2 separate regions of the Homo sapiens genome follow, and region 2 is linked to region 1. Evidence: read pairs that join two places in POLR2A ChIA-PET (ENCODE). Cell type or tissue: CD4-positive, alpha-beta T cell. All regions are shown on one strand.

Region 1 (4,000 bases):
ATACTGCTCAGAGGAAATGGTCCCTTCGTAATGAAGCGGCTTCTTAATTATCAAAAAAGGTAAGGTTGTTTAGCCAGCTTCATTAACAGGCCCCTAATTATCTGTAAACCTGATGGATTTGTGACAGGCGTAACGATTAATGCGGACAAATTCAGTGAGCTGTCAAGTTTGCATCCCGCTTGATGTAATCACGTTGATATTATACAGTCCCCATAGCCTGTAGTGCAGTATTAACTCAATTTGCTGGTGCAGGTGACAAATGGACTTTGCTACCTGACTAATCATGTCACCGAGACAATGCTGCTTAATGACCTCCGTAATCCTGGCTTTGAACTGTGCAATCAAGCCAAGACAGAAAACCAACCACTCAGCTGTTATGTATTTTTATTTCTTCAATGCTGAAGACCCTCATGGTTATAGTTGCTGTGACTTAGACATGCTGTTTTAAGTGAAAGGGAGGGACAGGCCTGAAATAAAAAGTTATTAAAAATCAGTCTTTTCAGGTGTATGCAGAATAGATCTGTACCAGAGAATGTCGCTGGCTGGGAGCACACCGGGCCGTCTCCAGTGATTCTCATGCCATCTGTAAATATGTGGACTAGGGCAGGGCAAGTCTGTGTCTGGGTAAGAATTATACCTGTGAAATCACAGGAGTGTGCCTCTCTCAAGATGGTGAACATCTCAGGCCCTGGTAGGCCTGAAATTCCACCCTGGCACACACACACAAAGAAAACTGATATTGAGAAAAAGCTTAAACGGTGGATATCTCAAATTTTGTCAAGCTGTAGAAATGGATGTTTAGATTCAACACCCCAGTTGTAGCTCTCAGTTGAACAGAGGAGGGAAAATGCTTGATCCTAAAATGGCACCTTTTCCTCCCAGGAAGGCTAAATGATGAACTTCCAACTGCAATATCATTGCAAAATATTAAATGATGTTGATTGGATGAGTAAGTAGATTTCAGAGGTAAACTGCTTTTATAAATAAGATGAACAGGAAATATTCTGTGAAAACATGTAGTGTCTGGATAAACAATTTGTCTTAGTGGTGCCACTGTAATGGCCGCCCTCCTACCACCCTGCACACACAGGTTGTAATCCCACGGGGAGGGGCCGTAGCATGTATTTACATGTGTTCCTTTGTTAGTATTTTGTCAGCTACTTAAGGCTGCCCTGTTCTGCTGGGAGTGTGTGTGCTGGAGTCTCTGTGCTTATACTCTGTGTATGTGTGTCTGTGTGTTTGTGTTTGTGGGTGTGTGGTGGGGGAGGGTTGGAAGGGGAGGGGGGCTGGTCAGTTTTATTCATTCATTCATTCACTAAGAGATTTAGGCGCCGCCTGCGTATGCTTTCTGAATATTTAAGTTTAATTTTGTTAATTATTATTTATTCATACAGGGGGATGAAAATAGTAAGAAACAGTTTTGAATGAAGACCGAAATATCTTTTTTTTAATTGTAGGCATGTCTTATTTCCTACTCACTGCATCTCTTTAGCATAACTGTTAGCAAACAATGGATAATTTTCTTTCATTGCTTATTATGTTAATATTATGTTAATGTATTTAAAAACATCTAGTTGTGTAGTATACTTCAAAATTACTCTTTAAAAAAATGGTGATATTGTGTATTTCCTGTTGCGGTGCTTGTGATGTTTACAGTGGTGGGGTAATTTGTGATGAGCTCTTCTAGGCCAAATAGAAGTGAAACTGGATCTGGGTAGGAAGTTAGAGATTTTATGTTAATGTATTGGGGAGGGGAATACATTCCAGAAAGTTTCTGTAGTATCTATACAGGCCGATAACGAAAACTGTTTCACTGTAAGACCATTTTCTCCCTAAGACTTATCATACCCTTGGTTATAAGAGGTTTTGTGTTGTCTTAGGTCAGAAGTAGTATTTTAGAAATCACTTTGCCCTATTCTGGTCGTTGGATGGCTGCATATGGGTGCAGAATGTGTGAGCTATTTTTTGTGGCTGCTTTTGAAAGCATATTGGTGATGGAGTTGAACCAAGACAGTCGCCCAGGGTGGTGCCCACCAGTGAGGCTTACGTTTCAACAGAGAGCAGGGAGGAGGGCCTGGGTGGGAAGGAGGAAGTGTTGGGGTCAGGATGGTATTGGCTTGGGGAGCTTCTGGAAAGGCATGGTCCACTGGGCCGGGACCCACTCCTGTTTCTGCCTGTGCATTTTCACTCCAGCCAAACGCCAGACTCACCGAGGAGGAGGGCCAGGGGAAAGGTTAATTGTGCCCTGTGCCGCCTGATCATGTATAGTAAATGCTATCAACAGAAAGTTCCTGATCAATGGCGCCTGCTTTCTAGGCATGCTTTAGCTGTGGTGGTGGAGAGGCCTGGGCAGGGGTTTGCCAAGAGTTTTGGCTGCTGAAGGGAAGGCAGGGCCTAGACCTTACTCCCTGTGTGTGGGGCAAAGTGCCTTAGGCAGGCCTCTGCAGAGGGCTGCTTGGTTCTTATGAACGATTAACAGTGTCATAAACAGAACATCCCAAGAAATAGATAATCATTGATTGTGTGAATTCACATTTGCAAAGAACACTTGCGATAATCATTTTCTTTTAGGAAGACAACAACTTGACAACCTGTAAGGGATTCTGAATCGAATAATAGAACTAGTTTGTCCCCTCTCCCCTCCTCCAAGGGTTTTTTTTTTCTACTTTCTGTTTTTTATTTTATAGACCAAATGGAGCACTTGTCATAGTAGTGTTTTTGTTTGTTTTGTTTTGGTTTCTTGTTTGTTTTACTAGGCAGAAAGGAAAGTAAAGACTGTACTTTGGAGGCATTAGAACAAAGTTGTAAATGATATCTTCTGGTTTATCCTTTTTAAGAAAACAATGAACCAGGTTTTCTTTTTGGAGAAAGGAATCCTTGTGTGGTTGTGCCTTTGTTGGGCTGCGTTCGCTCTTGCTAGACCGCAACTTTAATAATGCAAGACTTTTATGTTTCATGCAAAATATTATGTATATGGGTTTCTACCTGCATGGCGTGTCACGAAGAGCATGTTGTTATGTTGATCGTGGAAAGAAGGGACTTAGGGAGATTGAGTATTCTCAAGTGGTAGCTAGCACTCACAGTGATGACAGAATAATGACATTTATATCTCATGAAGAGAATGGATATTGGGTCGATTGTTATAAAAAGAAACCTCAAAGAACATAAAAATTTAAAAATATTCTGAAAACTTAAAGAGGTGTGCTACCCAGGGGGATTCTTTCTGTTTTTAGGTACATGTTTTCCTCTCTTCCCCACCTCCCACCTTTTCATTTGTGTAATCAAGCCCTAATGCCTTGACTTTATGTGTAAGATGTGCACTATTGTTGAATCATAGATGGGGCAGATATTAGGAAGGGATTAACTGCTACCAAAACCCAGGTTTCAAACAAAAGCCAGGACAATTTAGGTAGATTAGAGCAAAGGAAAAAAATATGTGCATAGGAAGGGTATTAAAGCTGACAGATGAACAGGGCGAGGGACAAATTCTCCTACAGCAGCTGTGACTGCTGCCATTATCTTGACAGGTGTCAATTAAGAATTACTGCCTGCTGGAGTCATTTTTCCAGCCCAGCTGTCTGCGTGTGAAAGAAATAACACTTTACCCTTGTCACTTTGTTAGTTCTTAGCTATAGCCTCAAAATGAGTGTTGGTGTGCTAATCGATAACTAGTGTATTAGCAATTTTGCACATTGATTTATGAAGGGGAACAGCTCCTCCTGTACAGTTATTAGCTGCTGATTAAATGTGCCTATGCCCAGCTAAGGGTGGATATATGTTCCCTGAGAGGCCAGGTCTAGAACAATCTTCTACGAGACTATGGTTCAAAACACTTTCATCATTGTAAGTCGTTAACTAGACAAGCCCCACTTAGCCAAGGGCAGGAGCCACACCTGCACCTGTACACTGTGGGGGCCGGGCTGGGGGGAGCCGTTCCACCCTAGCAGCCTGCACCCACGTCAGTTCTTATTGTTTTCTTGGTTCCTCTCGGAAAAGCCTA
Region 2 (4,000 bases), 55 kb before region 1:
GTCAACAACTCGCTGCTCAAGAAAGCATTCTCGAAATAAAGAGTGCTGCGCAGAGAAAGAAGAACCATTAAAAAATAGATTTTCCGAATTCAGTAAGTAGTTTAGCCCTCGGAGCGCCAGTCTTCAAAACAAGGAAGCTTTTTCTTTCTCCCTTTAAAAGAGAGAGAGAGAGACGGAGAGGAGGCGATGCTGGGCTTGGAGCGGAGGGGGCCTGCTGCATTTGAAATGAACCAGGTGAAGCAGTGCCGCATCCAGCCAGCAGATGTGCGAGGCTCGGAGGGCTGGTGACAGGGGTCAGGGTTCGAGCCTTCCAGATCCCGGCTGTTCGGCAGCTCAAGGCAGGAGTGGGTTGAATTTGATGAGTTGGTCCAGTTACAGGGAATTCACAGATCACAGTCAATGCCAGGAAGATTTGGCCACCAACAGCCTGTCTGCGGCTGGCCAGGGGGACGGCATTTGGGAAGCTCTGTCTGCTGCCTGAACACTTGAACACGGACAGAGAAAAAGGCACAGACACTCAGGGTGAGGGCTGCAGGCACCCGACTGAGTGCTGGAGAAAGGAAAAGAAAGAATGAATCATGTTCTTAATATCAAAATAATTAAGAATTTTGTTTTAACCATTTTTTCCCCAGACTGCTAATGCTCTTTTCTTTTTCCCATCATGATGAGTATGATGAGGAAGAAGATTGTAAATAAATGTGAAATGAATGGCAATTCTCATGCAAGTCTCACGTAAACAAAAGTATCAGCATTAAAGTTATGAATCCTAATTTGTGCCATGGAGCTAAAATCTGTATGCTTCTGAATTAGGGAAATATAGACATACAGCACTGAGAAGCGTCTCTGTGCGGTTCAGAAAACTGACACAGTCTCTCCAATTTATGGGAAAATTGACATAATTTTGCAAAAATGCAAAACCATTTGCGAACTGGGTTTTGCATAATGGGATTAATTTGGTTGACTGTCATATCCACTATGCTGCAAAATGCAAGGTAATCACAACATCATTCTGGGTTTTTTTTTTTTTTAAGGGAAGAAAGAGAAAGGAAGAAAGAAAGGAAAAGCATTTCCCCCTATTCTGACTATCTTTTCATTAAGGGAAAATACCCAGTCTTCTAGGTGGCACTGAGGTACCTCTAGAAAACAATGCTAGACAAAATTCTGCAATGGTTGCCTTCGTGAACTGAACTGAATTGGCCTAGCTCCAGTGAGAAAAATTAACAGCTTTCATAGAGCATGAACAATTGCTGCCAGAAAAAGTCCGTACTTTCTGCTTTGGGGTGTGTGTGCGTGTGTGTGCATTTGTGCAGAATTATACTGCACAACAGAGCTAGGGCTGTATTATATACAATTTGTTACCACACTCAATGATTTAACCTCATTATTATGAACCCTCTTTCTATCAATAAATAAGAGCTGATTATTCTGAGAAGAAGGCACAATATGTGAATTTGTGAAACAGCGAGGCTATGCCGTGGCGACAGTGACCCCAGCGTCTCAGTGGCTTCACACAGCACTGTTCTTTCTTCTTCGTGCTACGTGTCCAGCATCAGCAGGAAGGCTCTGTCAACTGCTGTCCCTCAGGGTCCATCCGGGCACAGGCTTCCTGGGATGCCCAGACAGGAAAGGGGACACGCAGTGAGCACACCAGGTCCGAAGGCTCCACTTGGAAGAAGCACTTTCACTTTCACCCACATCTCCCTGGCCAAAGCAAGTCGCATGGCCACACCTACCTTCAGAGGGCGCAGGGAGGACTAGAAGACAAGTGAGCCCATGTAGTTGCTGCCACAGTCAGCATGCTGGGAATTTTTCTATCTCTTTCCGTTACTCTAAAGATTGATGATGAAATAGACCCTTCTTTTTGTCTTCTCCAGATAGAGGGACAGGTGTGATTGGAGAGAGTTCTTCCTTCACTATGAGGCATTCAAGGCAGGGTGGCATTTTTCAACTCAACCCAACAACAACGGAGAGCCTGCCCCAGGCCTGCTAAAGAGGCTAATGTGGCAAGGAAGACATAGAAGACCATGTCTTCCTCATCTCAAGGGAATGATGGAAGAATGTTGGTAGGAGTAATGGGTGGATGAAAATACCTTCTATGCAAAGCCGAGCGTGGCCAGTGCTGCTATTCAGAAACACGAGAGTCCAGGCAGGCTTCCCATGAGAGGCGTTGACACTGAGCCTTGAAAGATTCCTGCTGGTGGGAAGGTGGGGAGGGGAACAGCAAGACCAAGGCATGTGGGAATAGTCAGTCGTCCAGTTTTCAAAGAGCTTCTGAGTTTCCTTGCAGAGAGCTGGCACTCTATGATGGGTGTCCTGGCAGTTAGAGGTGGGGAATGTACACTTGGTTTAGCAGCTCTGGACAAGAATGGCTCCACCTGTCTCCTTAGCATCATTCTAGATCCATAAGGTCATGCCTGGGCTGCTTACGCCAGTGACTCATTCTAAATCCGACAGTGCATTCTAGAGGCAGGAAGATCTGGGCTCAAGTCCCAGTTCTGCAATGTACTGACCATGTCACCTTGGGTGTGTTGCTTGGCCCCTGCAGGCCTGCCTTCTCATCTGAGTGGGTCTAATCATACCGACTTCATAGGGCTGTTTAGACTGAGGGTTAAAGATCATGTCTGTGAAGAATCTTGCATATAACAACAAAAAATAAAAACAATAATAAAAATTAAAAACAAAAACCTCACAACCAGACAAAGGAAGGAATTACTTTAGCATTAAGAAGAATATTCATTATAATACTTTCTCAATAAAAAGCTCTTGTTAATAGAATTGCATTGTTATTAGCTTTGTCTTAAGGACAATGACTGCTCATTAATTACATGAACACCCACTGGGGGCCTGCTCAGCTGACAGGGATTCCCCCAGCGCCCTTGTCTGTCCTTTGCTTGTGCCCTTCTGCTGTGGTCATTATCCAAGGGTGGCTTGGTCAACAGGGCTCTTTCTCCTAGGAGTGTGACACTTGGCCAGAGTCGCAGTGGAGCAGCATCACTTTGCTGACGTGTCCTATGGGATGTTCACGAGCAAGTATGCAGAGGCACCCTGAGCTGCTCTGTGGCCAGGGTGCAGGTGTTTGGCTGGTCCCTGAATTCTACAAACCAATGTAGTGCCCTCTCAAATCCCACTTTATGGTTCAGACAGCAGCAGGTCTCCTGTGCTGACCTCCAAGTTACACTTGGTCAACAAAACAGGCCTCTAAAATAAAGAAGACTCTTCTTGTTCTTAAACGGAATTCTCAAGTAAGAAAGTAAGAATGATTGATGATCAACTTGTGTTTTTTTCTTTCATGTAAACAATTGTCATGAGGTCAGTGAATCCCACGGAGCAGGTTGCAATAGAGGTGATGGTGATAAGGGAGCCGGAAGAGAATGGGCTTTGAAGGGTCCACAGGATGTGAGGTACAGACTGCACCCAGATTTGCACAGGACGTCTGGTGTGGGATGCAACGACCCCGAAGGTTTGTTTCTTGCTGCTGCAACTGGGTAGACTGACTCGGGCACTGCTCTTAGGTGAAATCCTCCCCCAGGGGTAGGGCTGAGCTCAGGTCAAGGTTAAGGCTGCTGACCAGGCAATTCTAAAGAGGGAAAGAGGAGAGGCTTGTCTCTCCTGCCCCCATTTCAGGCCTACCCTCTTTTCCTAGGGGCGAGGGGAGGACCATGGGAAGAGACGGGAGGAGCTGACTCTCATTGAGGGTGCGCCTTGTGCCAAGAGCTGCAGTAAGCTCTGTGCATCTGCTTCTGATGTCATGGACAATGGTCTTCATGCAGCCCCTGTTGTCCAGCTGGGAGAGTGGAGGCTGAGAGGCACGTACCCCTTGCTAGGGTCACCAACTAGGAAGGGCTGGACCCTGGATTCAAGGCCAAGCCTTTGGGACTTCAGGACTCTCAGTCTAACTGAACACCAAGCAAAATGTTACTCCAGGGGTAAAGGAACACCTGCACTGAACACCAGGCAAAGTGCGTCATTGTTTCTTTTCCAAGCAATGAAGACAGGAGGG

What was found. ChIA-PET counts read pairs that join two places held together with the same protein. Peaks named below come from ENCODE experiments on the same cell type or tissue, not always from the same donor. Only the 100,000 strongest peaks of a DNase experiment are listed, where the experiment ranks them.
Region 2: POLR2A ChIA-PET joins it to region 1 with 5 read pairs; 9 of 35 experiments call an interaction of 5 or more read pairs at or near these places.

Annotation. Positions count from the first base shown.
Region 1 is chr18:75,214,731-75,218,730 of GRCh38, forward strand. All of the region lies in intron 1 of TSHZ1 (teashirt zinc finger homeobox 1), which reads left to right. Among named protein-coding and RNA genes, the nearest start is that of TSHZ1, 5.9 kb to the left of the region's middle. In CD4-positive, alpha-beta T cell, no CTCF peak of the experiment used is centred here; a DNase peak (open chromatin) is centred at 1,671; H3K4me3 peaks cover 473 bases; H3K27ac peaks cover 1,180 bases.
Region 2 is chr18:75,160,214-75,164,213 of GRCh38, forward strand. No RefSeq gene overlaps it. Among named protein-coding and RNA genes, the nearest start is that of PTGR3, 47 kb to the right of the region's middle. In CD4-positive, alpha-beta T cell, no CTCF peak of the experiment used is centred here; a DNase peak (open chromatin) is centred at 1,708; H3K4me3 peaks cover 988 bases.